Linked DNA regions of Mus musculus: all the other regions are linked to region 1. The links are chromatin loops, found by intact Hi-C in ENCODE. Cell type or tissue: heart. All regions are shown on one strand. Region 1 has its middle 62 kb from the start of Gm33429. Region 2 overlaps Gm38791 (a long non-coding RNA gene). Region 3 overlaps Gm38791 (a long non-coding RNA gene). Region 4 overlaps Svopl (SV2 related protein homolog (rat)-like). Region 5 overlaps Atp6v0a4 (ATPase, H+ transporting, lysosomal V0 subunit A4). Region 6 overlaps Trim24 (tripartite motif-containing 24). Region 7 overlaps Trim24 (tripartite motif-containing 24).

What was found. A loop is a pair of places that touch in the nucleus more often than their neighbours do. Peaks named below come from ENCODE experiments on the same cell type or tissue, not always from the same donor. Only the 100,000 strongest peaks of a DNase experiment are listed, where the experiment ranks them.
Region 2: it touches region 1 in a loop (2.7-fold over the local background); 10 of 42 quality-filtered maps call a loop at or near these places.
Region 3: it touches region 1 in a loop (8-fold over the local background); 9 of 42 quality-filtered maps call a loop at or near these places.
Region 4: a loop joins it to region 1, with 3 times the contacts of the local background. A loop is called at or near these places in 7 of 42 quality-filtered maps.
Region 5: it touches region 1 in a loop (4-fold over the local background); 30 of 42 quality-filtered maps call a loop at or near these places.
Region 6: a loop joins it to region 1, with 2.3 times the contacts of the local background. A loop is called at or near these places in 2 of 42 quality-filtered maps.
Region 7: a loop joins it to region 1, with 2.1 times the contacts of the local background. A loop is called at or near these places in 3 of 42 quality-filtered maps.

The regions. Positions count from the first base shown.
Region 1 is chr6:37,590,927-37,594,926 of GRCm38, forward strand. No RefSeq gene overlaps it. Among named protein-coding and RNA genes, the nearest start is that of Gm33429, 62 kb to the left of the region's middle. In heart, CTCF peaks have their summits at 1,647 and 3,429 (motif pointing right); a DNase peak (open chromatin) is centred at 1,355; H3K27ac peaks cover 1,025 bases.
Region 2 is chr6:37,721,657-37,725,656 of GRCm38, forward strand. All of the region lies in intron 3 of Gm38791 (a long non-coding RNA gene), which reads left to right. Among named protein-coding and RNA genes, the nearest start is that of Gm38791, 9.0 kb to the left of the region's middle. In heart, no CTCF peak of the experiment used is centred here; a DNase peak (open chromatin) is centred at 1,805; H3K27ac peaks cover 1,420 bases.
Region 3 is chr6:37,731,016-37,735,015 of GRCm38, forward strand. It overlaps Gm38791 (a long non-coding RNA gene), which reads left to right. Exons shown (of 4, transcript XR_868982.1): 4 at 3,090-3,366. Among named protein-coding and RNA genes, the nearest start is that of Gm38791, 18 kb to the left of the region's middle. In heart, no CTCF peak of the experiment used is centred here; a DNase peak (open chromatin) is centred at 1,566; H3K4me3 peaks cover 313 bases; H3K27ac peaks cover 1,377 bases.
Region 4 is chr6:38,006,089-38,010,088 of GRCm38, forward strand. All of the region lies in intron 14 of Svopl (SV2 related protein homolog (rat)-like), which reads right to left. Among named protein-coding and RNA genes, the nearest start is that of Gm33494, 25 kb to the right of the region's middle. In heart, a CTCF peak has its summit at 1,591 (motif pointing right); no DNase peak of the experiment used is centred here.
Region 5 is chr6:38,064,504-38,068,503 of GRCm38, forward strand. Atp6v0a4 (ATPase, H+ transporting, lysosomal V0 subunit A4) reads right to left here. Exons shown (of 21, transcript NM_080467.3): 14 at 3,234-3,327. Among named protein-coding and RNA genes, the nearest start is that of Svopl, 20 kb to the left of the region's middle. In heart, a CTCF peak has its summit at 2,009 (motif pointing left); a DNase peak (open chromatin) is centred at 1,898.
Region 6 is chr6:37,933,083-37,937,082 of GRCm38, forward strand. All of the region lies in intron 7 of Trim24 (tripartite motif-containing 24), which reads left to right. Among named protein-coding and RNA genes, the nearest start is that of Trim24, 64 kb to the left of the region's middle. In heart, no CTCF peak of the experiment used is centred here; no DNase peak of the experiment used is centred here.
Region 7 is chr6:37,953,264-37,957,263 of GRCm38, forward strand. It overlaps Trim24 (tripartite motif-containing 24), which reads left to right. Exons shown (of 19, transcript NM_145076.4): 12 at 231-366; 13 at 3,140-3,212; 14 at 3,741-3,909. Among named protein-coding and RNA genes, the nearest start is that of Gm33494, 77 kb to the right of the region's middle. In heart, no CTCF peak of the experiment used is centred here; no DNase peak of the experiment used is centred here.

The sequences.
Region 1 (4,000 bases):
GCTTTCTGAAGCTTTCACCGTTTTAGTGAGAATGTATTACTGTCAGAAACACGGAAGTATGAAAGTACTTGTCACGTGTTTATCTATGAGGGCAAGTTCATTCTTTCCCACATGTCAGGTTACAGATGTAAGCCCTAGAGCATCTTGTTTCAAGTCATGAGCTTTCTGATCTGAACTGTTTTAATTCATGACGATTGCTAACTAGGTTGTCAAACGCTTACAAAAGGAAAGAGTAGAAAGAAAATCTTTTGCAAAGAAATCTGTAAATAAGAGATTCCTGATGAAACTGTTCTTATCTGGGATCCTTGAGGAATGCTAGCATTACATAAGCATGTGGGAAGAGAGAAATGTCACACATGATATGATGCAAAACTCAATTTCCTATTACTCCATTAAAAAAAAATCTAGTAGGAGGACCATGGTATATTTGTATATAATTCATTGACAAAGCTGATTTAATAATCATGTGTTTTTCACACATGTTAGTATTTTATAAGTCCTACCCCCGACCCCTAGTTCCGGCCCTGATCCACCCTGTCCCAGCCCCAGCACCAGGTCCCACCCCTGTCCCAGCCCCAGGCCCCTTCACCTTGCTTTAATCTTCTGCATAAGCAGAAAAGGAGGAAGGAGAGGAAGGGAAGAAGAAATTGAGTTTGGTAATCCTCGACCAGGATGCCAGCCGTTCTGAGGCGATATTATCAGTCGCATTATCGGTTCTAGAAAAAGCATGCTCAGTAACATGAAAACATGCTCAAATTATATAAGCATGTGCAAATTGTTATGATACTGAGCAAGATCGTGGATAGATATATCCAGTGATTCACAAGCAAAACCTCCGTTGTTTCTCAATTTGGGGAATGATATTCTCCAAAATGTTTATTTGTTTCCAGTCTTTTTTGCTCCATTGTTGCTTTTAATAACATTTTTAGGCCAGCAATTTACTTAAAGAGAAGAAAGAACTGAGTGCACAGAACTGTCCTCTGACCTAAGGACATAAATGTGTCTACTGAAGTATTTTATCATGAGTATAACGACAACCCCAGTACACAAATTCCTTCATTTGCTCGTGGCAGTTTCTTAGAGTTTTTCTCTTCTCTTTCTCCACTCTAACTGGAGGAACACCACTATTTCCATCATCGCTGACCAGAAGGCTCCTCATCTGACTTTAAAAGTCTGAAAGACTGAGTGTTGGAAAAGAATAATCTCAATGTTGCAGGAAGGATCACATGAATAGTGAGGAAGTAACTCCAAGGCGATTTCCTTTTGCAAAGAGAGTGCATCACATCCCGAACAGGGCCAGCACGGGAGCCTGATGGTCATCCCTAGAGAAAGGCGGCAGCGACAGTTGGTTATTTCTCTTCGATTGGGCGGTCAACCTCGCAGACTAGTTCTGATTGGCTAATTTGGAAAGCTGCAGGAAGGAAGCAAAGGAAAGAAGAGAGGGACGGGCTACTGTCCAATCCATCCGTTCCAGGGATTTAGCAGGTCTTGTGCATAAACAAAAGTTTTACCAGGTAGAGTTTGAATCCCTTCACACATACATTTTTACAAGGTAAGAGAGGTTTTGTAGAATACTGGTGCTTGGCAGGCTAGCTGCCTTTGATGGGGGAAGGGAGGATTTCTCAAGAGCAAAGGTCAGGGGAGGCCACTAGGGGAGCCCAAGTCTATCTTTGTTTTAGCTCGGGCACTGTGAATAACAAACGCCCTCTTCTCAAAAGGAGGCAGAATATGGGAAAAGATCCTTCTCAAGTCTGATTTCTCATAATCTCCGAAAGGAAAGCCTTCTACATCCTGCTTGCTAAGCCTCCCATAAGGAAAAATTACTATTCATTTGCCTACGCTCACACATTCACACAGTTTCCTCTGGATTCTAATCTTCTCGTAATGGAGAACAAAGGTCTTCACAGTACTACTAGGCTTTGCCCTCTAGTTCAGGTTTAGAAACCGCTGGGCTCTCTTGCCTCTGGGCGAGCCTGTCTACTGCATTTCACAGAGGAGGAAGAAACGAAAAGCAGAGGAAAGACTGTATAGCCCTAAGCTTTTTTTCTTCACTTCTGTACGATCTGCCTAGGAATCCCCAAAGCAAGTAGAAGATAAATAAGCCCTGGTCTATTCTTCCTTTGTTTGAGATTTAACTCTCAAGGAGATTTCCTTCAAGGATTGGATTTGAGGAGGCCTTTTCACTTTGTATAGATGATTTGAGCAGATCATTTGCATCTATAAAGGGACGGAGGAAACCCTGAATGGTGGCCACTTCTATAGAAGAAACAGTGAAGGAGCTTCGTGAATTTATTCTACCCTGCGCATGGGAAAAGCACAGAGTAGAGTTTTCAGGGCCCAAATATCATCCCTAAATAGCTATAGCTCTCTTTGCAATCGCTTCACGTCACCAGTTTCAAAGCTACAATCCCCGGAAAACAAAAATTCCAGATAGTCTTAGTCATATTCTCTCTCTCTCTCTCTCTCTCTCTCTCTCTCTCTCTCTTCGTGTGTGTGTGTGTGTGTGTGTGTGTGTGTGTGTGTGTGTGATCCAGTATTAAATACAATATTAACCCAGTGTAACCAGCAAGTCAAGAAAAATGATAACTACAAACTGAAAACCTTGGAGCCTCTTCTATCAACAGATTTCTTTCACAAATCAGATACTGCTCAAGCTATATGTTCTCATTTGTTCTCAGTTAAGTGATGCTCCCCTTATTAAAGCCAAGTAGACTTTCCTAAGAGAAATAACAAAATAAAATGCAGAGCAACTGAACAACAACAACAAAAAAAAATGATTACAATTAAGGAGATAATAAAGAGGAAAAGAAGAGCAGACATAAATCACAACAAATGGAACAGAGGCAAGATCCAAGTTATAATACCATACAGGTCTATTTATGATTTATATATCATGGGCTAGGAGGATTTTTTTTTTTCACTGTGGAGGAGGGGCTGTGAACAAAGAGTGCTCATGCACACCCGGGGAACAGTGTCAGATTTCACACACAGAGACAGCAGAGACTCTGCGGACCCGAGTAACACAGCAGCTCTCCACACTGACAGACAGAAGAGCTTCCCTGAGCCCCTTCATCTACCACCCGGCCACAGTACCACCTCTACCCAAAGCCTCGCCTACACCCTTCAAGCACAAAGATCAGACACATTACAAAAAGGAAAGCTCTGGCCACAGGGAAAGCTAGCTGAAGATAAGAGTTCTGTGGATGTCAGAGAGTATTAGCTTTATTTTTATCAGGTAAACAATAGAGATCATCGAGGTGTGTACGTGGGTATCTGATAAGAAGCCAGGTGTAACTCAAAATGCCGGACTGCCTATCCTCTTTCTCCAGCAATGAAGAGCCCTCTAGGGATCACTATTTTTATTTTTTTTTTAAGATTTATTTCTTTTCTTTTCTGTGTATGTGTGTTTTGACTGCACATACATGTACGCACGTGTACCACACATGTGCCTGGTACCCAAGCAAGCCAGAAGAGGGTGTCAGATTCCTTGGAACTGCAGCGACAGATGACTGTGAGCCAACATGTGGATGCCAGAATTTGAACAGAGTCCTCTGGAAGAGCAGCAATGCTCTAACCTCTGAGCCACATCTCCAGCCCTAATTCTTGCTTTTGGAAAGTAGTAGGTGGGACAAGGAAGGCTTCCAATCACATGAAAATAAAAGTCAGATGACGTGAGACCTGCAGAAGAGTGCTGAGATCGAGTTGTTCCGTGATATTGTAAAAACTGATAGACAGCCTCCATTTTGGATGCAAATACAGAGGCAAGTATGCAAACACCACCATGTGTCCTATACTGCCTATAGTATACAGACTAATAAATAACTTATCCTTTAAGATAGAAGGGGCACCACTCTATAAATTGCCTATGGTATATGGGACTGTGGGAGCACAGGGAAATATTAAAATTTATGCCAGAAAAAACTAGGTCCAAGAACTTATCACACACATCAGACTAAGGAAAGGATGCAGACCCTCACCTGGATTGCCAAAGAGGAGAGCA
Region 2 (4,000 bases), 130 kb after region 1:
CGGAGCTCAGAGTGATAAGGGATCAAAGGAGCTGATCAGCTGCATGTAGTTAACTCGTGCATAACAGGAAAATGGTTATATATTTTTACAATTTATGTACCTTTGTTTAGATAACAGCAATTTCTATATTCTTTGCCAGTTGACCTACAATTAAGAAAATATTTGGAAAAATGGAATAGGTGTTCATTCCTAGGCCTGGGAACATGAACTTGTTTGACCCTGCCAGCAAGATGGAGAAGTCAGCCTTGAGATGGCTTGACTCCAACATCTGTCTCCTTACAAGTTGTCCCTGAGCTGTCTGGACTCAGACAACTGATTACAACAGAAGCCATTCAGCTACAGGCTCCCTTAGGGCCTGGAACCTTGAATTTAGTTTCTGAAAACTACATGGTAGCACTTAGATTAAATTTCTTTTGCTTGTTCCCAACTGTATGTAAAAACATGATCACTAATAATCACATGACACAGTCGAAACTAATCTGGCTTGAAATCTCCTTTCCCAATGAAATTAGGTCAAAACTCTTCAATGTAACCTTAGGGCAAAGGCAAAAGGCAGCCACAATTTTTTTTTTTTTTTTTTTTTTTTTGGTCAAAATATCACCATAGTCTAGTAGTTATTACTGTTTCCCTTTGAAACTGTTATGGGGTACCTGAAGAAGAAAACTCCCAAGGTGCCTGAATAAATCATATGAAGTCTTTATTCACTACCATTTGTCCCAATCTCCAGTTTGTTCAAGTTTTAAAAGGCAAAAACTTCAATTGTAACATATACAGAAAAGTAGCTCTAGACATGTATAGTAAGCAAACATTGTTTTCAGAGACAGCAGTTAAGTAGTCAGGCAGTTCTTATAACCTTTAGGTCAGGGACATATTGTATAAGAATTTATGACTGGTCCAGAGACCAGTTTACTCTAGGAATTTATGGTTAATTTATGGCTGGCCTAAGTGAGCCAAAACCAGTTTGCCCAAGATAGTTTTAGTTCTTAAAGTATTCTTAGGAGCCGGGCAGTGGTGGTGCATGCCTTTAATCCCAGCACTTGGGAGGCAGAGGCAGGTGGATTTCTGAGTTCGAGGCCAGCCTGGTCTACAAAGTGAGTTCTAGGGCAGCCAGGACTACACAGAGAAACCATGTCTCGAAATTAGGAATATTTTCACATGATGGTATAACTATAGTTCAGCAGCCACTATAAAACGTCTTGAGCTAGACCTCCATAGTTCATACTGACCTCAGCACTACTGTCTTCCGAGCCACTACTAGGATGGCCCATTAAGCCCGGAACACAGCGTTCAAAAGCTTTGTTCATCGAAAGTCCCAAGTCTTCACGCTTTTCTAACAACACCGTGGTCACTCCCAGCTTTTGTCCTAGTCATTCTTTTTCAAACCACCACAAATGCTACTCTCTTTCCCAACATATGATGATATAAAGGCCTGTACCATTTGTACAGAATCTCTTCAGAGTCTCCAGTCATAAAATGCACCAGTTGTGGCCACCCGATCTCGACTTCCTAGCCTACAAAACTGTGAGCCAAATAAAGTTTGGTTCTTAATACTCTACTCACTCTGTGGCAAATAATTATAGCCACAGATGTAGTACTCGCACACTACTAGTACTGTCCCATGAAATGCAAACTTTGGTAAGCAGTGTTTAAGAGCTTGGGTGGACAGTAATCCCTATCGAGAGTGGGCTGGACAGTGGAGGGTTTAGAATCTTTCCAGTGAGTTGACTTTGCTACAGGCACAGAAAGGCCATCTGAGTGGAACAAAGGCCCTAAGGGCCAATTAGCATCTAGACACCGTGGTGCCAGCATTGATACTCACGATGAGCTAAGATAAGAACACCGGATATCCAGGGAACCATGAGTTAGCAGCTTATACAAATAAACAATGATGTAATCCCTGGTTATGTAACTATGAGTCATCTCTGGCAAGATGCCACTTTTGTCTGATTCTTTGTAACTATACTACTGAAACCTGGAAGTGGGGTGCTTGACTGCCTTCGCCAGAGTGAATAAAGTATGTTCCATCTGCTTCCAGCTCCCTGAAATTATCACTCCCTGGCTGTAGAGCTCAGGTCTCACACCATCCAAAGCTTTTTAATGGAAAATTGTCTGGGTTTGTATTTTAGAGAAACATTTGTGGCGATGGTTTTGAAGATGAGGCCAAATAGGAGGAACCTTGAGCAAGAAGGATATTATTCTGTTCTGTATTCTATAGACAAAATTTATAGCCCCTTTGAGTCTTTGAAGCTGTTTTATTTTACTCATTAAGTTTTAGGTATGTAGCCTATTTATTAACAGAAAGGGCCTACCTACAGAATCATTTGTTTTTCGACACACCCACTGTGTAGCTTTTGTTCTTGGTTCTCTGGTCTCAGACACGAGGACCTTTGTTCTACTTAAGTTTGACTTCATTTCACACAACCTAGAATTATCTGCAGAAAGTCTTAGGAGTTATCTTGATCAGGGTGGCTTGCCTGTGGGACACTGTCTTTTTCTTTTCATTATTTATTCTATGTGGTATGGATGTTTTGCCTGCATGTGTCTCCACACCATTTTCATGTCTATTGCCTGGGGAGGCCAAAAGAGGCATCAGATTCCGAGGAACTGGAGTTACAGATGAGTTGCGAGCTGCCATGTGAGTGCTAGGAATGGAAACCAGGTCCTCTGGGCAGAGTAGGCAGTTCTGGTGGAGTTTCCTGATTGTTAATTGATATAGAAAGACTCAGTGTAAATGTAGGTGACACAGTTCTCTGAGTCAGACTTCAGGCTATATACCAGTAGAGGAAGCTAACTGAGCACTAAGCAAGCAAGAAATGATCTTTGTCCTGTTCTTGACTGTGGATGTGTTATGTGGTGCTTTGCATGAGAAATGTTCCCGCCCTCTCCGGTATTTGGACATGTGGTTACCAGCTGGTGGTGCTGTCTGGGGGAAATTTAGGTAATGTAGCTTTGCCAGAAGATGCCCGTTACAGTGCAGGCTTTGAGGTTACATAGCCCATCCATCCTCCAGTTCTTTTTTGTTTGTTTGTTTGTTTTTGTTTTTGTTTTTTTGAGACAGGGTTTCTCTGTGTAGCCTTGGCTGTCCTGGAACTCACTTTGTAGACCAAGCTGGCCTCGAACTCAGAAATCCGCCTGCCTCTGCCTCCCGAGTGCTGGGACTAAAGGTGTGTGCCACCACACCCAGCTGAAACCCTGTCTTGGAAAAAAAGAAAAAGAAAAAGGATGTGAGCTCTCCATCAAGTGGACTTCACCCATCCAGAACGTAAGCTGAATAAACCTTCTCTACCATAAGTTGCCATGGTCATGGATTTTTTTTTTTTTGGTTTGTTTGTTTGTTTGTTTGTTTGTTTTTAATCAGAGCAAAAGACAAGTAACCAATGCCTGATGTGATGATTTTCTGCCTTGACTTGCCAGCAGTGATGGACTATGTCCTGGAAGAGTAAGCTAAATAAACTCTTTCTTTCCTTATGCTGCCTTTTGTCAGGATATTAAAATATCACAGCTATAGAAATGAAACTAGAACCATCCTGACATGCCAGCGCCTGCCATGGGCTTTACTCCTTGTTCATATCTCCAGGTCACCACAGAACTTGCTGTCTAGACCACTGGCCATAACCTGGTTGGATTCTCCATCCTTCTGGGTTCACGATTCTACCTGATGCTGAGTACACACTCTGCCTCATCCTTGGTGGGTTCTCCGGCCATCTCAGAGAGGTCAGCCTCTGTCTTCAACACCACATGAATGTATGTCACACTGCTATTCCTGCTTCAGCTGGTAGGGAATCAAACCCAAGTGACTCCACCACTGAGTGACAGACATACTCATATCACCCACATCCCCCCTCTTTTGAAAATTATCAACTTTATTTTAAGTAGCATAGTAAGTGATAGGTTTCTGTGCTTTAAAAACAAACAACAAAACAAAACAAACAAACAAACAAACAAAACTATATAGCTTTGGTTGTCTTATAAGTCACTATGTAGACAGGGTTGGCCTTGA
Region 3 (4,000 bases), 140 kb after region 1:
CCTCTATGGGGAAAGCCTGTCACACACCTTGAGAAAGCAAGCACAGGCCAAAGCAGACACATCCCTTTCACAGTTCTCCTGTGTTACAAAGGAAAGATTTTCCAAGTCTCAGAGTGGTACAATAACCTGTGGTGCAAAAACCTTCAGAGCATCTCACAGGGACGCAGTTTGTAAAGCCGCCTTAAATGGAGACATGTTAGCAGCCAATAAAGCCTACATATGGAGTCATGTCCCTGTTGGATTTATACTGCTGTCGTGGGGAAAACATGGTATTAAAGCAGGATATTTTGACCATATTGGTTTCCTCTGAAACGAGATATATTCTAGACTATGATGCTAGGAATAACAGTATTGTTGGTTTAATAGGCATGAGTTCTTGTAGTCCTTTGTAAGAAGCCAGCAAATGTCACTTTTTCCTTGGGTTCTGCAGACCTTTGTAATAAATTATTGAACCTATGAAAGGAGTTGTGTAAACAGCCTCAATTTACAACCAGCTGGTCTCTAGAAGCTCCGGGGTTTGGGCACTGGGGGGTGGGAGGCAGTCTTCTGAGACTGAACTTTTAGTTACCCATTGCCAGAGCACAGTGCAATTTTAGGGTACGCATCTCCCACCTAGAAAATTCAAGAGAGACCGGGCGTGGTGGTACACGCCTTTAATCCCAGCACTCGGGAGGTAGAGGCAGGCAGATTTCTGAGTTCGAGGCCAGCCTGGTCTACAAAGTGAGTTCCAGGACAGCCAGGGCTATAGAGAAACCCTGTCTCAAAAAATAAATAAATAAATAAATAAATAAATAAAATGCAAGAGATGGCTGCTGGTCCTGGGAAATATTCCATAGAAAGTGAGCCATGTTTTTTATATTTTATTAAATACATATTTAAATTTAGTCTTTGCCCAAACCTGGATGTTGTTGATTTGTTTCTTTCTTTCTTTCTTTTTTTCTTTTTCTTTCTTTCTTTCTTCTTTTTCTTTCTTTCTTTCTTTCTTTCTTTCTCCTTTCTTTCTTCTTTCTTTCTCTCTCTCTCTCTCTCTCTCTCTCTCTCTCTCTCTCTCTCTCTCTCTCTCTCTCTCTCTCCCTCCCTCCCTCCCTCCCTCCTTCTCCCTCTCTCTTTCTGTCTCTCTTTTTTTTTAGGGAAGGTTCTCATTTATCCCAGGCTGTCTTTGCACACTCACCTCCACACAACCATGTCCAAACACGGGCAAACGTGTATGCACAGATATGGACGTAACACACAGAGAGAGGGACTAATAATAATAAATAAATAGACAAACAAAATATATCAGATAGAAACAACTGAATATATCCAGAAGATGGGATATTCTACAAGGCATCAAATCTATACTGAAGAAAAAATTATAAGAAAGAAAAAAATGAAAGGCAGGTAAAGAGAACTGAAGGCCATACGGGCCACGAAAAGGTTTAAACAGCAAAGCACCAATGTAGAAATCCATAATGTGCTAAATATGGCTCACACAGGATATCCGGGAAGATGAGTCAGCCAGCAGCACATATCACCAACGATGTAGCCTGTTATGTAACTATGAGTCATCCCTGGCAGAGTGCCACCTTTGTGTGATTTTTGTATAAATATGCCCCTGAGACCAGAGGCCATTGCCTCCACCAGAGTAAAGAAGGTCACGTGTCATCTGCCCCGGCTTCCCGCGCTTCCTTTCATCTACAGGCTTTCAGCTTCGATCCCACCCCGCCCCCACCCCACCCCCATCCCCTGTCTTCAGAGCTGGGGCCTCACAGCAGGATACAGGGAGACAGCAAGGATACTCTCTGTTAAAAGTTCAAGAGAAACCCCAAATACAGGGACCCTGTTTGCCCTTCCCTGGTGTTCAAAACAATAAACGACATTTTCCTTTTTCTTTTCCCTTTTTCATCTTTTTTTCTCACCAGCATATTTGAAAAGTGCCTTGATTTGACTTTCTGTTGTTCGGTAACTGTAAATATTTCATGAAATCATTTCCATGTAAGAACATATTATCTAGGTCAAACTGAACCTGTGTTCCTGGACATATCTAACTCAAGAATAAACTATTGCCGGGTGTGTTGGTGCACGCCTTTAATACCAGCACTTAGGAGGCAGAGGCAGGCAGATTTCTGAGTTCGAGGCCAGCCTGGTCTACAGAGTGAGTTCCAGTACAGCCAGGGCTACACAGAGAAACTCTGTCTCGAAAAAACAAAAACAAACAAAAAAGAATAAACTATCTCTTGCTCCCTGTGTACTGAAAGTATTGTGCAATGACAATATCATGTCTATATTTTATTACAAAATACTTCAAAAAGTTAAGCATAGCACCCCAACCAAAAAGCTATACATAGAAAAAAAAAGTTAAATGAGTGTTACAAATAGTGCTATAACTGATTTGCCAAGGCTATTCTTTTTTTTTTTTTTTTTGGTTTTTCCAGACAGGGTTTCTCTGTATAGCCCTGGTTGTCCTGGAACTCACTTCGTAGACCAGGCTGGCCTAGAACTCAGAAATCCGCCTGCCTCTGCCTCCTGAGTACTGTGATTAAAGGCGTGCGCCACCACGCCCAGTTTACCAAGGCTATTCTTGAACTCAGGATCCTCCTGCATCAGCCTCTTCAGCGCAGGCATTACAGTCCTACACTACCATACGCAACTAATTTTCAAGGGCCTATTAGACACAAATTTAGATAATCACAATTTTCTTCAGGTTTAGAGTGCTGGTGTGTCCCTTTAATCCCAGTACTCCAAATAGAAGCAGTAGGATCTCTGTGAGTTCAAGGCCAACCTTGGCTACGTAGAAAGTTCCAGGCTAGCCAGGGCTACATTGTGAAACCATGTCTCCAAAAAAAAAAAAAAAAAAAAAAAAAAAGGAGATGGGAGAAGGGAAGGGAAGGGAAGGGAAGGGAAGGGAAGGGAAGGGAAGGGAAGGGAAGGGAAGGGAAGGGAAGGGAAGGGAAGGGAAAAGGATAAAAAGAAATCAAGTTAAATTGTTTTTATTTTGGGGTAGGGTGGGTGGGTTTGGGGGAGGAGTTGAAATGACTAATTTCCAATCCTTTTAACTTGACAAGTTAGTAGTTTTGTTTGTTTGTTTTGTTTTGTTTTGTTTTTTCAAGGCAGGGTCTCCTTTAGCTCAGACTGGCCTCAGATTTGCTGTGAAGTTGAAGATAACCTTGGACTTCAGGTCATCATGCCTTCATGCCCCCACGCCAATGCTGGGATTATATGTGGTTTATGAGGTGCTGGGGATGAAACCCAGGGCCTCAAGCATATTAGGCAAGGACCCTCCCCACTAACCTGCATCACGGACTTCCTGATTATTCTTCCTAAGGATCTTTGCTACTGAGATAACAGGCCACCTTTATAATACTTTTTAATAGGCTTCCTAGTGACGGGCTAAATGAATGCCTTTCAGAAGAGGAGCCTCTTTGCAAGTCAGATGACTTCCAATGATTTGGGCAACAGAATTGAAAGACTTTACTGAGTAGCAAGCTGATAACTCATTAAAAGCAATTTTCAACAAAGATGACTCTATGATTTTTTTTTTTTAGAAAATAACTCATCGTTCCAAGAATTGATTGGCAGAACTGTAACAAAACTCCTTCTACTTCTTATATCTACATATTTATGTAATCAGGTTTTCTCGGTGCTTATCTCTCTAAAGATGAAAAATAAAAATAAAACTGATGCTGAGCCTTCATCCCCTCAATGCAGTGCAATCGAGACAGATGTGTGACTTCATTAAGAGAAAAAGCACCGTCCTGCTATTATTTTGTATTTGGTGAACTACCCATCAAAATGCAAAATATTTATATTGATTTGATTGGTTGTGAATTTAAAGTTGGTAGATGAATAGCCCAATACAGAACTATTTTTAAAATATTAAGAGCTGAACAGGGCCTGGATATGTACGTCAGTGGTAAAACACATGATATAATAAAATCTGCAGGGATGAAATTTATTATGTAACCAAGTTTGGCCACAAAGTCACAGCAATTCTCCTGTCTCAGCACCCTAAGAACTAGAC
Region 4 (4,000 bases), 420 kb after region 1:
GAGTTGTTGGCCAGAAGAATCAGAGAGACTCCCAACAATAGAGGTTCTTATTGCTGTTGCCTTTGGCTGCTTCCCCAAAGTTGAAGGTAATAGCTATCGCTGAAGACAACACACACATTGGACACAGACTTGGAGGAATTGAGACGGAACTGACCTGGAAGCCTCTTCCCAGAGGACGAGTTCTCGTGTCTAATGATGCTATGCAAGCTGCCAAGAGAGAGGAGCAATCGCCAGCCCTACCTAGTGATAACATATAACTCCTACAACCACCAGCAACATGGCAAGCTATTCCCAATGGTGCAATGGTGGTACTGACATCTTAAGTGTAACCAACAACTGTCTAACAGGGCCCAAGGCTTGCTCAGCAGGAGAGAATTCAAGCCTGGTACTGCAAACCTAGTCAACCTGTAGCTAGGGGAGTCTCCCTAAAGGAGAGCCTGCTACCATTTTCCTGAACTAATATATTTGCTGTTTTCTAACTATTTACAGCCACAAATAAGTGTTGCTCTCATCCCTCATCAAAGAACCTTCGTTTTGCATCAGAAAGAGACGCTATAAAAATTCCCAACTGATCAAAAAGCAAAGAGCAGCTGACCATGGGGTGCCCAGCTGCAGTCAATGTAATACAATTAGCCTACACCTAAGGCTCAGAAACATCACAGAAGATGAAGCAGGAAGACTGTAAGACCCAGAAGACAGGAAAGTCTGCTACACGATAGTGTCTTCTGTACAATAGGGAGCTTTACCATGAAATCTCAACAATACAAACATGCCAGTGTGGATGAAGGACGCCTCACAAGGGCTCCGCTCCTAGATGAAAAGCTTCAGGCAAGTGAGAGCTAATGAGACAGGGGCACGCAGTCTTCTCTAGGTACAAGTCTACTGATACGGTATCCAACTCTTAGCTGGCAGCCCAAAGCACATACATATACAAGCAACATTAAATGGACTCGGTAGGCTGCGTGTGTGTGTGTGTGTGTGTGTGTGTGTGTGTGTGTGTGTGTGTGTGTGTAAAATAATAATTATGCAATCACAAACTTGAGAAGGAGTGAGGGGTGGACATGGGAGAAGTTGGAGAAAAAGACAGGGTGGAAATTATGTAACTACAGAACTCATGTGTAAAATTCCCAAATTAATACATAAAAACCTAGAAGATACAATAACATGATATAACTAATATGGTATAATAAGAGAATAACAATTTTATTTCATAAAACAAAGACTATTAGTGAGCTACATAAATACTGCTACAAAATTTTTTTTCTATGATGGGGCAGGGGCGGGGGGGGATTTATACTCCAGAAACCATTTCTTAAATTAGTCACTGAAAGAGGATTCAAGGTGAAGAGACCTCCTTCCTCTTAACAAAGGCTCCATTTGTTTGCCATGCCCCATTCTCTGAGTGAACTTTCCCACTGGCAGTCCTTTGTGCTGAGTTGTGTGCGTGCACGTGTGTGTGTGTGTGTGTGTGTGTGTGTGTGTGTGTGTGTGTGTGAGGCATACACTTGTGCCTTCATTTATTTGCATAATGGTCTCATCTTCATAAGATTGTCTTGTTTATGTTTGGCCACAAGAGGGCAGTCTTCGTTGCTTTGACACGCTACTTTCCCTAGCTGTTCCACACATCAGGCTGTGCTACCAGGACTTAACCACCCATCCATAGAAGGTCTCAGTATATCATACATCGCTGAAACACGGGACTCCTAATGCCATTGACCCTGTAGGTCTATATGCCCCTCCAAAGTCCCTATGTTGAAATCCTAATCTCAGATACGAGCATGTTCTTTTTGGAAGTGGGTCCTTTGGGAGGTGCTTGCAACCTTATAAAGCAGGCCACACGAGGCGTTTTCATGGATGCAGATACAATGAGAAGGTGGCCATCAGCCAGCAAGGCAGAAAGGGCCCTCACAAAATCCAACTCTACAGACATCTAATCCTGTGCTTCCCGTCCCTAGAGCTGTCAGAAAGTTCTGTTATTTATAAGCTACTCAGTCTGATTGTTTTGTTTTGTTTTCTGAAACAGGGTCTCACCTAGCCCTGGCTCTAAACTTACTAGGTAGGTGAGGGTGGCCTTGAACTTCTGATCCTCCTTCCTCTACCTCCCAAAGTGCTGGGATTGCAGGGGCTGGAACCCAGGGTTACTTGCATGCTAGGTAGACACTCTTCCAACTGAGCCACACCCCTAGCTCCTCCGTCTATGATAAGTTGCTATAAGAGCATGAGCTAAGATACTTGGCTAGGATTAAGGCACCTGATTCCCAGATGCTTCCCAGAAAAAAGGAGAATAGTCCTTGGTCTAGCTCCATGGAAGCTTTGTGCAGGTCCCTTCTGCACTGTAGCAAGCCTTTACTTTATAGTAAAATTCTCCTTTGTTTGCTTGGAATATGTGAACCTGGATTTTATTATTTTATTGCAGTCAATTTCTTAACAACTAGATACGTCAAAACATTCACTTTTGTTTTTGTTTTTGTTTGTTTTTGGTTTTGTTTTTTGAGACAGGGTTTCTTGGTGTAGCGCTGGCTATCCTGGAACTCACTCTTTATGTAAACCAGGCTGGCCTCGAGCTCAGAAATTCACCTGTCTCTGCCTCCAAGTGCTGGTATTAAAGGCATGTGCTTCCACTGCCCAGCAAAAAATTTGCTTTTAAAAATGCATTTGACTTAAAAATTTATATATTTAGGCTTTAGATTATGTAAACATATTACTAACTGATGTATATGGCTTTTACTTTTAAAATATATTTTGTGTGTGTATGCATATGGGGGGAGGGTGCTATATGTGCGCAGTACCTGAGATGTCCAAAAGAGGACATCAGGTATCACAGACCTGTGGTTATAGACAGATGTCAGCCACCCGACATGGATGTTGGGTGTTCGAACTGAACGTCAGTCCTCTGGAAGAACAGCAAACATTCTAAGCACTAAGCTATCTCTTCAGGCCTGGAAAGTTTATGCTTGAACTTATTGAATCACCTGTTGTAGAAACTAAAAGAGGAAAGAATCTTGTGAGAGGAAAGCCAGCTCCTAGCCCCACTCTCCCAGTGGATGGCGCAGCCGTCCTCAGAAAGGCACACAGAGCAGCCGACTCAGACTTGGCCGTGGGTACTTAAAGTGCAGGTAGCGGGTCTCCATCTCTACCATCTGCATCTCTGGGTAGAGCCCCGGAATATTTATGTCATAACGCTACCCTAGCACTTAAGACTGACAGCTACCACCAAGGAAAGCCTGAAGCAGCTCACTCCATGAGAAACCTTGGCAATACCTTAGGAGTGGACACGAAGCGTCCCAGACTTGAATTCTCCACATTCAAACTGGTTAAGGAAGTGAAGTACATAGTGGCTGATTGCACTAGATGGGATTTAAAGTGCCTTTGTTTCTCTTATTTTCACATTCCCTCTTCCCCTCATTCCCTCCCCTACCACAGTTCCTTAAAGGCAATAATAATAACAACAACAATAATAATGTAAAGCCAACTTGTTAAAGCTAGTTCCAATATCCAAACACTGCATCATGCATCTTGTTGGTGCTCGGTAATGAAGCAAATTAAACTCTTCCCCATGAAGATAGACTCCAGAGGCAGCAAAGGATGCTTCTATAGATTGAAATACATCTGAGCTTTCAACACACAGGAAAAAAGAAGGAGGAGCCTTCTTCCTGCTTTGCCGAGCGAGTGGCCTCTCTTGCAGAGCTGACACTGATACCTGTGTGGTCCTTGAAGAAGGTGTCCTCAGCGAGAAAGGTGCTGTTCCCGTGGCCTGCATGCTTTAGATATCATCTTGCCTAGAGTACTAAACATTTGCAGCCATTGTGTACCTTAACAAGAAGGAACTCATCTGTGGTCACAAAAATATTTTGTTCATGAGAAGTATGTATCTGAGGAGCACTTTGGCCTTGATTATTGTCATTATTATATAATGTCTCTCAAATGCTATGTCATATATGTCCCTAACTGCTTTGATTTAAGTAGTCTCATCCTCCAGATTAACATATGCAAATACGCT
Region 5 (4,000 bases), 470 kb after region 1:
TTATACGTATACAATTTTATGACAAGCAATTGAATTGTTTTATTTTGTTTTTGTGGTGCTGGGGATAGAACCCAGTGCCTCCTGTGAGTAAGCTCTAAACCTTACCAGTTCCCCCTTTCTTTTGAGCATCCTGCCTCTCTCTCTGACCCTGATGGTCTTTTTCTTTCCTTTCAGAATTGTGATCAAGTGGCAAAATTGCACAAAGGATGGGAACTCTGGGCTGCTTGGCTGCTTTTGTTTCGTTCCTCTTTTTTAAATTGTTTTCCTATTACTTGAGAGGCTGGGGAGATGGTTCAGTGGTTAAGAGCACTGGCTGCTGGCTTGTGAAGTTAACAGGAAACAATGTAACAGGTTTCATGTGGCATCTTCACACGAATGTGTCACTAGACTTTGCCCTACTTCATTCCACTTCACCTGTGTCTTCCCCAGTGCACACCAGCTCCCACTCTGCCTGGTTCCCTCTCTTCTCAAATCATCCTCACTTGGATTCCATTACCATCCATCCTGCTCAGGTTTTTGTTTTGGGGGTTGTTTTGTTTTGTTTTGTTTTGTTTGGTGTTTATTTGTGTCATCTTGACACAAACTGAAGTCATTTGAGAAGAGAGAACATCAGCTGAGACAATGCCACCAGATTGTCCAGTTGGCATTTTCCTGATTAATGGCTGATATCTGAGAATCCAGCCCACGGTGGGCACGCCAGCTGGGGCAGGTAGTCCTGATGGTGTAAGAAGTGTGACTGAGCAAGCCATGAAGAACAAGCCAATACAGATTCATTCTTCCATTGCTTCTGCTTCAGTCTCTGCCTCCAGGTTCTGGAGAGCCTCCAGGATTGGAGAGCCACTGCCAGGTTCTTTCAATGGCACACTGTGATGTGAAAGAGGAAGCCAAATTAACCCTTTCCTCTCTAAGTTGCTTTTGGTCATGGTGTTTTATCATAGCGATAGAAAGCAACCTAAGACACTCTCCTCCCCACAACCTCCTTAAGCTCTCTTTTGTTCTTTTCATGATTCCCCTTCTAGTCCTGTCCCCCCAACCTCACTCCCCCACACACACACACACTCACACACTTTAAGTCTAGGCTTTGCAGAAGAGAAAGTGAGCAGCATTGGTCTGTCTGCAGCAGGCTGGTTTAGCCTGACACAGTAACTTCCAGTTTCATCTGTCTTCCTGCGAATGTCATGATTTCATTTAAAGCCGAATAAAAATACCACCGTGTAATGTGCGCCTTGCTGAGCCTGGAGAGCAGAACTGGACAGATGGGGTTCACTGACAGTTGGGTGTGGGCTGTGCAGGAAGAGAAGGTAGGAACAATGGGATTCAAAGCAAAGGAAAATAACCAGACCCTGACATCTCCCCCTTGCCAGCTTCCTGGCCATGGCATCCTGACCAATGAGAAAGCCTTCCTCTATGCAAAGGCAACACATGGAGCTGGAGAGAAGAAGCACGTGCTGCTCTCGCAGTGCTCACTCCCAGCACCTACGTCTGGCTTCCAACCACGTGCAACTCCAGTTCCAGGAGACCCGATGCCTCCGCCTTGCTAGGGCACTTGCACTCACATAGGCACATGCGTGTGCACACATGAACCTGAGTGCACACATGCACAGGCATGCAGAATCAAAAAAATAATAATAAAAATAAGACCTTTACAAAATATCAGCCACTCACGTTTGTCTTTTACGTTTGCCGTTTACAACTGGCTTGCAAGGATTTTACCTGTTTTGATAAAACTTAGAATGCAGCAGCTGGGACTGAGAGGTAGGGTCTGAAAACCCCTGGGCAATGCTTTCTGCTTTCTTGGGTGAGGAGAGGAGAGCTCAGGGATGACACGCATGAGGGAGGCGACTGAGAGGGTGGTGACTGGAGAGCCACTGCCAGGCCGTGCTCTCAGTTGCTGAAGCTGAAGCTGGCCACTCAGGCTGTGTTCCACACAGAGCTGAGAATGACATTCATCAAGACTACCGGAGGCATGGTTGATTGGGAACGCAACAGTGACACCTGGTGGCTTTATGAGCATGAACTTCTGTATCCATTCACAACTTGGGTTTTTGTTTTTTTGTTTTTTGTTTTCCCCTCAGAGATCTCATAGTGTAAAGGCTTTGGAAATGCCACATCTAGTTGACTGAAAGAAACAGCAAACAAATAAGTCAAAGGAAACACATCTCAAAACTCCACAGGAACCTGAGTCTGTGAAGTGTTTGCCAGGCACCTACGAGAATCCAGGTTTTGATCCCAGAACTCATGTAAAAATGTGTGGTGGTGTTGGTGTGTGCTTTTAGTCTGAAGCAGGAAGAGACAGGAGGGTCCCTGGGGCTCACTTAGCAAGTCATAGATTTCAGTGAGAAATCTTGACTCAAAACACAAGGTAGGCTGCTCCTAAAGATATACCCAAGTTTGACCTTTGGCCTGCAAACAAGCTAAAATCATACATTACAGTGTAATATGTTACCCACTGCAAGAAAATACCAAAGTAGGACGCTTGATCAAAATATTAAGTAACTTATTTAATGTGTGTGTGTGTATACTTTCTAAGCAATCAACTTGTATGTGTGTGTGATGCGTGTATGTGTGTGTGAAACAGAGAGACAGAGACAGAAAGACAGACAGGCAGACAGACAGAGACAGAGAAGAAGAGAGAGAGCACGAATATCTTCAGGGACTATCTACCATCTTGTTTTTCCTTTTTTGAGGCAGGACCTCTCACTGGCCAAGCCCATGATCCACCTGGCCCCATCTCCTGATAGTTGGGATTCCAAGCACATACCACCATGTCTAAGATTTTGTTTTGTTTTATTCTTTGAGACTGAATCTTGCTATGTAGACCAGACCACCCTCAAATTTATATAATTCTCCTGCTTCTGTCTCTGAGTGTTGGGATTAAAGGTATGCACCACCATGCCCAGTCCATATCTGGCTTTTGACATGAAAGTTCTGCAGACCAAACTCAGGTCCTCAGGCTTTTAGTACCAAGCACTTTGTCAGCTGAGCTACCTCTCCAGGCTGCAAGGGCATTTTAAAAGCTCGTTATTGCCAGCAATGGGATAGCTGCTGGAGAGGGAAGTGAGCAGGAAACTATATAGGAAGTAGAGTCCAAGTGCGGCAGAATTTATCTTCTAGACACAGTTCTGCCTGTCATGCAACCCTCTGAGTTTATCCCATCTCATCCCCAGTTTGTTGTTTCTTCTTTATTCAGAGATCTCAACAACACATCATCTATAACCGGAAGGAATTCTTACCGGATCAATTCCAAATGGGTAGGGATTCCCAGAATACACTCCTGGGATGGCTGGGTCCAGCTGCAAATATGGACTGTTTTCCACGATGTGAGTACTAAGGAGACAAAGCAGAGAGACAAACATGATATAAAAACAGTCAGGTACCCATTAAAAAATGGGGCTCAGAGCTAAACAAAGAATTCTCACCTGAGGAATACCGAATGGCTGAGAAGCACCTGAAAAAATGTTCAGCATCCTTAATCATCAGGGAAATGCAAATCAAAACAACCCTGAGATTCCATCTCACACCAGTCAGAATGGCTAAGATCAAAAATTTAGGTGACAGCAGATTCTGGCGAGGATGTGGAGAAAGAGGAACATTCCTCCATTGTTGGTGGGATTGCAAACTTGTACAACCACTCTGGAAATCAGTCTGGCGGTTCCTCAGAAAATTGGACATAGTACTACTGGAGGATCCCGCAATACCTCTCCTGGGCATATATCCAGAAGATGTCCCAACTGGTAAGAAGGACACATGCTCCACTATGTTCATAGCAATCTTATTTATAATAGCCAGAAGCTGGAAAGAACCCAGATGCCCCTCAACAGAGGAATGGATACAAAAAATGTGGTACATATACACAATGGAGTACTACTCAGCTATTAACAAAACACCCATGGAAGAAGTTACAGAGACAAAGTTTGGAGCAGAGACAAAAGGATGGACCATCTAGAGACTGCCTTATCCAGGGATCCATCCCGTAATCAGCCTCCAAACGCTGAAACCA
Region 6 (4,000 bases), 340 kb after region 1:
AGGTAAGTCTCTTCTAAGTATGGCTGAATGCTGACTTATAAGCATTTTAAAAATTATTCCTTATTTTGAATTGTTTTATTGTATATTTTCTATCATGATTAACAGTGATTTAGTTGTTTTTACTGCTTCTTTAAGCAAAATAATCTTTAGACTCATTTGTTAATTTTTTTGAAAAACAGTCATTGACTAATTTCAACATTATCTGCCTCTTTCTACCTGGTATTCTGTTTCTACACATTTGACTTTTGTTTTTTGAGATGTGACATATCTAATGCTGTTTTCAGTTATGGTGATGTCACTAAGCATAACATAGCCTAGAGTTTTATTCTTGTCACAAATGTCAAGGGTTTTTCAGGGGGAGGGGTGTTTTTTTTTTTTCTTCTTCTTCCTCCTCCTCCTCCTTCTTTTTTTTTTTGCTAAATACCAAACATTCCATTGTATATGAGATTGATGATATATATCACTATATATAGATTAGATATAGACATATATCTATCTATCTTATCGCTATTTATCCATCAGTAGATATGTGAAGATCTATAAATCTGTATATGCATCCATCAGTTTGTACACTTCTTTTCCTGTCTTTACTGCTGGGAGCCATAACTGGCACTACTTTCTTTCTTGCTTTTCTTTTGAAGGTAAGAGGTGGGTTGAGGGAAGAGCACTGGCAGGGGCAAGATATTTAAGGTTGCTGTTTAATAATAAAACATTTACCTATATACTTAAGTCTAAGTCACTTTGCTACTGTAGCTGACCTGCCTGCCTTCCTTGAGGCCAGAAAACTGCAGTCTCTGGCATTAGCACCTCATAGTGAAACCTTGGAGGATTAAGTAAAGTAGCCTTTGTTCTGTCTGCAGGAACTGTGCAGCTCCTACTCCCTGCCTATTAGTTGAAGTCCAAGGAAGAAAGGGACGCTTTGAAAAGCCATTATTTCTTAGTTCTTCAGTTCTACAAAAAGTTTCTACAAGAGTTCCCCAAAATGTTTTCTCTAAAAAGTTCTCTCAGCTATTTTTTTTAATCTTGCTCTTTCCTCCTGCTCTGGTGTCATAATAATGCCCTTTTCTTCCAATGCTACTACTTCCAATTCCTTTACTTCTAAGTTCTCTCTAAAAGTTTTCTAAGAAAGTTCTTTTCTAAAAAGTTTTTCTCTCTAAAACGTTCTTCTGGAATTCTGCTTAAAAAGTTCTTTGTCTCTTTGTCCTCAGCACTTAATTTTCAGAATACATGATTGCATGGTAAAAGATTCACCACAAGTTTACACATAAATTCAAGTCAACAGAGAATGTTTACATGCATATCCATTAAGAGTAATTATTTAGCTAAACATTCATCATCTCTCACTCGCTCTATAGGTTCATAGAGAGTTAAAAGCCTTAATTTTTGTGCTTAAGGTATTAGTGAAGTTTCATATAGATAAACCCAGTCAATATGTTTTCTTCTGTCCTTGCACCTATAATAAATCATTAGTTCCCTTTTTATGACCTTTGGTTAATGGTTTTACAAACTCTTGGAATGTGCTCTAAGTAGTTGCCTGCTTGCTACCTCAGAAGCAATTAACTCATGACACTTGAAGACTGGCAGTTTCCACTGCAGTCCATGGCAGGATCATCTCAGGAAGATCACCTGCTAAGGTTTAGCTTCTCCTTGATGGCTCCTGGTACTTTACCTTCATGAAAATTACAATAGACATGGAAGTCCAGACATTACTGCCATGCATTTCAGTTCTTTGGGAATATATCCAATTAAAGGGCTTCTAGGGCATATAGTACTGGTTTGAATTGTTTGAAGAACTTCCATACTTTTTTCCATAGTAGCTATACCAGTTTACATTCCCACCAATCTCCGACTCTCACCAGCATTTACTGTGATCACTGTTTAACTAGCAGCTGTAATTGCAAGCATGATGTACTGACTACTTGTGGTTTTAATTTGCATTTAACTTGTTGGTTTATATTGTTGAACACCTATTCATTTAGACCTATTAGACAGTTTTTAAAGACTTTAAGTATCTGTGTAGGTATATGCATACATGTGCAGGTGCCTTGGCATCAGATCCAATGGAACTAGGGTTATAGGCTATGTGAGCTACCCAGCATGTGTACTAAATGGTCTTCTGAAAGAACATGTTCTTAACTGCTGAGCCATCTTTTCAGCCCTGTTGGATTTTTGTTTGGTTGGTTTGGTTTGGTTTTTTCAAGACAGGATTTCTCTGAATAGCCCTAGATGTCCTGGAACTCACTTTGTGAACCAGACTGTCCTTGAACTCAGAAATCCACCTGCCTCTCTATTGGAAATTTTTATCTTTGTGAAAGTGTCTGTTGTTCACTCTCTTGCATGCTCCCCCCACCCCACCCGTGTGTGTGTGTGTGTGTGTGTGTGTGTGTGTGTGTGTGTGTGTGTGTGTATGTGTATGTGTGTTGCAAACTTTTCCTCCCAATTGAGAGGAAATTGTTCCTCTTCATTTAATTATTTTTTTGACCATGTAGAAGTATTTTGTGTGAGTTAGCCTTTCTTTATTTTATGTCTTCTAATTTAGTTAACTCCTGTTTTTCATAATTGGACAAAGGGAAAGAAACTGGCTGATTCCTATAAAGTGGGAAAGTTCATTCAGAAGTCAAATCTTATAGTATTTTGAAATATTTAAACATTAGTTGCTTTGAATTTCTCTGTTATCTGTTGGGCCTTAAATCTGTGGATGATTTAAAAGGAAGGCAGGAAAATTACATTACTAGAGCCTTAAGGAAGTAAAGCACTGGTCATTTCTTTACTGGTAGTGAGAAGTACAAAGGAGCAAGTACAAAGAGGTGAATGAGTTTGCTGCTCTCCTCTCCCTCCCATTTCAGCAATCAAGGACCTTTATATTACCCCTTGAATGTCTGCTTCTGGCTCTACTACCAGCTCCCTATCCCTGACCCTCAGTACTCAGAACATGGAGCTCTTTCTGATGCTTTATCTATCGCAGAAAGCCTTTCTCTCCCCTGATTCACGTTTGTTCATCTTTCTTTCTACCACCACCCACCCCCCCTGCTACCACCGAGGTTGGTTCTTCTGGCTTGGGCTACAGCCCTGCTGGGATCATAGGCACATATCACCACTTCTGGCTTAGCCTTTTTGAAAAAAAATTATTCTTACTAGTTCTATATAAAAGAGGCACTCAAATACTAAGATGTTAAGGGCAGAACTTGATGTCTGTCTGCATCTGCCTGGCATGGTGATATTAGTATTATAAATAAGGACATAATGTGACAAGGACTGGGGGCCACCCAGAAGTGTAAACCAATAGTCAGAGCTGTGACATGATATCCAAAAGTTTAGACATTGCAGTTTTATTTTGGTTTACTGTTTCAGCTAGATCTCAGTCCACAGTGGCAGCAACCCAGAAGAACTAGGGCTAGGTGTGAGCCGCCTGCGGCCACGCGAACCCAGTACTCCTGAAAGGCAGGCTGGGGCTGAAAGAAAAGAACAAGGCCAAGACAATTTTTTTCTCTGATCAAAGCCCGCGAGTTTACTAAGAGACTGTGCTTATAAATAGGGGAGACCCTTTATCTCCCCCACCCCACCCCCAATCCTTCCTTTGTGCCTGGTGCCAGCCTGTAGCCTGCATGATAGGATGCAGGGGAATCTCAGAGAAGAGCAGCAGTAGTTGACATAACAATAGAGCCATCTAAGCAGAAGGCTACACCCCTACACCCCAGGCGATGTATTCAGTGGCGGCAAAGTCTGAATAGCCTGCTTCAAGGCTGAGGAAGGCTACAGCTAGGTAACACTTCTTCTAGCCATGATCCACACTTCAAAATAGCACTATAGCTAGGAACTGAGTGTTAAAAACACCAAACTGTGCGGCATTTTAGGTTCAAACTCTAATGGAGCATCAGACGTTAAGAGACAAGATAATGTCTTGGATTTGGGTTGTTTGTCAGATAAACAAGTGGATTTCATACAAGTATATTAAAGGTGGTGATGTTATTCCACCTTCCATGAACATATTTAGAAAGAG
Region 7 (4,000 bases), 360 kb after region 1:
TCAGCATTCCAGAGGCAGAGGCAAAAGCAGGTGGGTTAATGGTAGTTCTAAGGTCAGCCTCGTCAGTAAATTGTGTTCCAAGATAGCCAGGGCTGCACAGAGAAGCCCTGCCTCAACAAAAAAGCAGAGGAAGGAAAGATAACACTTAGGATTGAAGTTTTCTCGTAAATTTGCAGTTGTTTTTAGTTTTCAACATTAATTTGCCCTGAAATAATTTCTTCTCTCGGAAGATTGATTGTTCAAGTACTATAATGTTGGACAACATTGCAAGGAAAGACACAGGTGTAGATCACGCCCAGCCGAGGCCTCCGTCAAACAGAACGGTGCAGTCACCAAATTCATCAGTGCCATCTCCAGGCCTTGCAGGTAAAGCCACCTTTTGGATTTGTAAATGTTTTCTGGTTTTAACTCGTATTTTTACTCATAATAATTAAGTTTCCCTCAGCCTCATTTTTGGTGGTGATGAGGGTTCTGCCTCGATTTTTAAATAACAATGATTACTTCTATATACATTTATGTGTGTGTTTCCGTATCTGTGCCATAGTGCACATGTGGAAGCCAGAGGACAACTTGGAGTTGGCTTTTCTCCTTCCACCAAGTGGATTCTTGGCTTCAAAGCTCAGGTTGTCAGGTGATAAGTGAGCCTATTCCACCAACCTGAGTTTTTATACCATGTAAAACTAGAATTCTTCACAAAGAAGGAAACACAGGTTCCTTTTGTAGTTTCAACAAAATTTATTCGCATTATAGCAACCAAAGAGCAAAGTTTTATCTCAGTGTCATTAATACATTTAGATGCTGTGGTATCATCTCTTTCAGAATGTAATTTGTCTAGCGTCAAATGTTATTAGTTAGGATAAAAAGAGGAGAGCAGTTTTGGTGTTTTGTTTTGCTTGTTGGAGTTTAATAGTATTTAATAATGTTTAACGTAGGGAGGAAAGGAGATGGTTCACTGTATAAGAGCACTTCCTGCTCCTTCAGAGGACCATGGTTCTGTTCCCAGCAGGTCCAGTTATTTGTGGGTCTCGAGGGGACTGCTCCTGAAACCAAATGGGGGTGAGAGAGAAACGGAGCCAAGCACAGAAAAGACAGAGTCAATCTGAATCTTGTCAAGGCCTCGTTGTATTCAGCAAAACTTGTAGTTTTTATACAAAAAGACCAAAGGGGAAACAACCCTTATGCAGAAGGGCGGGGGAGCAGTGGTAATTTTCCTTGGTGACTACAAGGGGAGGTATACTATCTAAAAGTACACCTTATGGTTATGACATCTGCTGTTTGCGTCAGTCAGGTCTGGAGTCATCTTGTGGTAATTCTCGAAACAGTCCGCTGGTGACCTTTGTCTGGACTTAGTCAGCTTGGGGAGGAGGTCCAGCTTTATGTCTTAAGACTTGGTAGTCATCTTTTTCACTTGGATTATTATAAAGAATTTAGTTTTGACTCCCAACACCAGCACACACATGGCGGCTTGCAACAGCCTATAACTTCAGTGCTGACCTCCCCAAGCATTGCATGCATAGGATACACTTAACATACATACAGGCAGAACAATCAAATCACATAAAAGTAAAATTTTAAAAAATAATATTTTAGTATACTTAATTGATTGCCACAAGAAACACTGGAAATATACTCCTGGAGTCTTGATATAGGAGGTGTCTCTTGTGTGACATCCTGGGGAGACATTAACAGATACATCCAGATAATATGCTGGTGACAATTAGCTAAAGCAAGAACTGCACTCAGGTCTAGCCCGGTGAACCAGTGAGCTCACCATACCCTGCCAGTGTGGCTGGTAACTCAGCAAAGAGGATCCCTGTAGCCACCTGCACGGTTTGCAGCCCCACCCCCCAACCCCACCCCAGGACCCTGCCAAAGAGCTCTTCTGTCCCCGCACTTGCCTAACATAACTTCTTCAGCTTCCTGAGTCTCAGGAGCCTCCCTTTTCCCTGGAGGAGAGACTTTCAGTTCTTAGGAAGTTAGCCACAAACAGAATCTTCTTGGAATAATGGGAAGGAGAGTACTTAATTTTTTCAGCAATGTTACCAAAAAATAAGGTGGTTACAAAATTTAAGTAGAGGTTCCTATTTTAATAATAAACCTACAATAAAATAAAAGACAAATGCATTTGAATAAATAAGGAATGTTCTTGGTGATGAAAGACGGGTGAATCAGTAATCCCTACCCAATAAAGGCATCTAGCAAAATAGACTAAACAAAACTGTTCCTCTCTCCAGTTGTAGAAGAGTCTAAGCAGGTTCTGGTTTCTTACTACTGAATTAGCTACGATTTTAATTGTGATGATAGCGGTGATACAGATGTCAGCGGGACCCTTCCTACATACTGTACTGAAGGCATCATATTAATATTTCTGAGGCTGACGTTTATCTCCTATGGACTGCCCGACACTAGACAGATTCCCATATGACCTCTACTGCCTCCAGAGTAGGGATTTCACTTACTATTAATAGTCTTACACCTACTGCTGTATGTGCACATGTATATAAGTGCCACAGCATGCATGTAGAGGTCAGAAAAGAGTTTGTGGGAATCTAACCTCTCCTCCTCATGTGTGGATCCCAGGGATAGCTAGGGTCATCCAGCTTGGCAGGAAGCTGCTTTCCCTCCTGAGCCAGTTGAGCTCCTGAGCTGAGGTTCTTTATGGCAGCAGTTCAGAACCTCTTGTTTATTCCCTCACATCTGAGTCTGACTTTCACTTTTGCTATGAATTGTTGTTGGGTGGAGCCAGGGATGCAGCTGGAGCTGTCAGGCTTGCTGACTAGTACCTACCCCTAAGCCACCCTCTATCCCCAGAACTCCTTTATATTAGCCCCTTTCTCTTCTGTAGTTTTCACAGACCCTGCAGTCTTCTACCTATGACGCTACTGCAGGAAAGACTTAAAAGTGTTTTCTTAGTGGAACCCTGGTTGGTAGATATCCTGTGATGGACAGACTTTCTCCCTGCCTAGAAGTCCATAGCGTCATGACTGTAAACTTTGGTGTAACAAAATATTAAAGATATGCCTATGGTTTTGTAGAGTTTTATTGGATGGTCCTGGTTTTGGTATAACTTAATGAACAGTTCAACAAACTTGATTGCATAGATGATTCATTCACCTGTGCGTGTCTGTTTCCTTCTCAGGGCCTGTTACTATGACTAGCGTCCATCCCCCAATACGTTCACCTAGTGCCTCCAGTGTTGGAAGTCGAGGAAGGTAAACAGATTAACCGTATTTATGGGTATAGTCTTCCCTCGGTATCCATAGAGAATCAGTTCCAGGGCCCATCCGAGTGTACCAAAACCTGCAGATGTCCAAGTCCTCTGTGGTACAGTATTTGTATATAATCTGGTCATATCTTTATGCATGCTTTAAATCATCTCTAGGTTGCTGATGCTGCCTAATACAATTTGACTGTTTAATAGTTACTTGTTATATTGCATTGTTTAGGGAATAATGACACCCCCCATCCTGAAGAAAATACTTAGAATAGTCAAGTCATTTAGGTATAAATCAGGTTTTAGTAATTTTCAGATCCGTGATAAATCTGTTTAGAAGGTTAGTATGTAAGGCCTTTCTGTCATCATCGAGGAAATGAGTACTGCATTCCACAACTGCGCTTTAAACATCATTCACTGCTGATATACGTTACTATTGTGAAGTGGCAGTATTCCAGAATGTTCTTCAGTTTACCACTTTTAGGTTGTCTGATCGTGTCTCCTTCTCCGTCTTTCTCCCTCACAGCTCTGGCTCTTCCAGCAAACCAGCAGGAGCTGATTCTACTCACAAGGTCCCAGTAGTCATGCTGGAGCCAATTCGAATAAAACAGGAAAACAGTGGACCACCTGAAAATTATGATTTTCCTGTTGTTATAGTAAAACAAGAATCAGATGAAGAATCTAGACCTCAAAATGTAATTATACCAATACTTGCAGTACTAATCCCATTTAAGAGGCAAGAAAAGGATTTCTTAAATTGAGTTTCCCTCCCCTCATGGCTCCAGA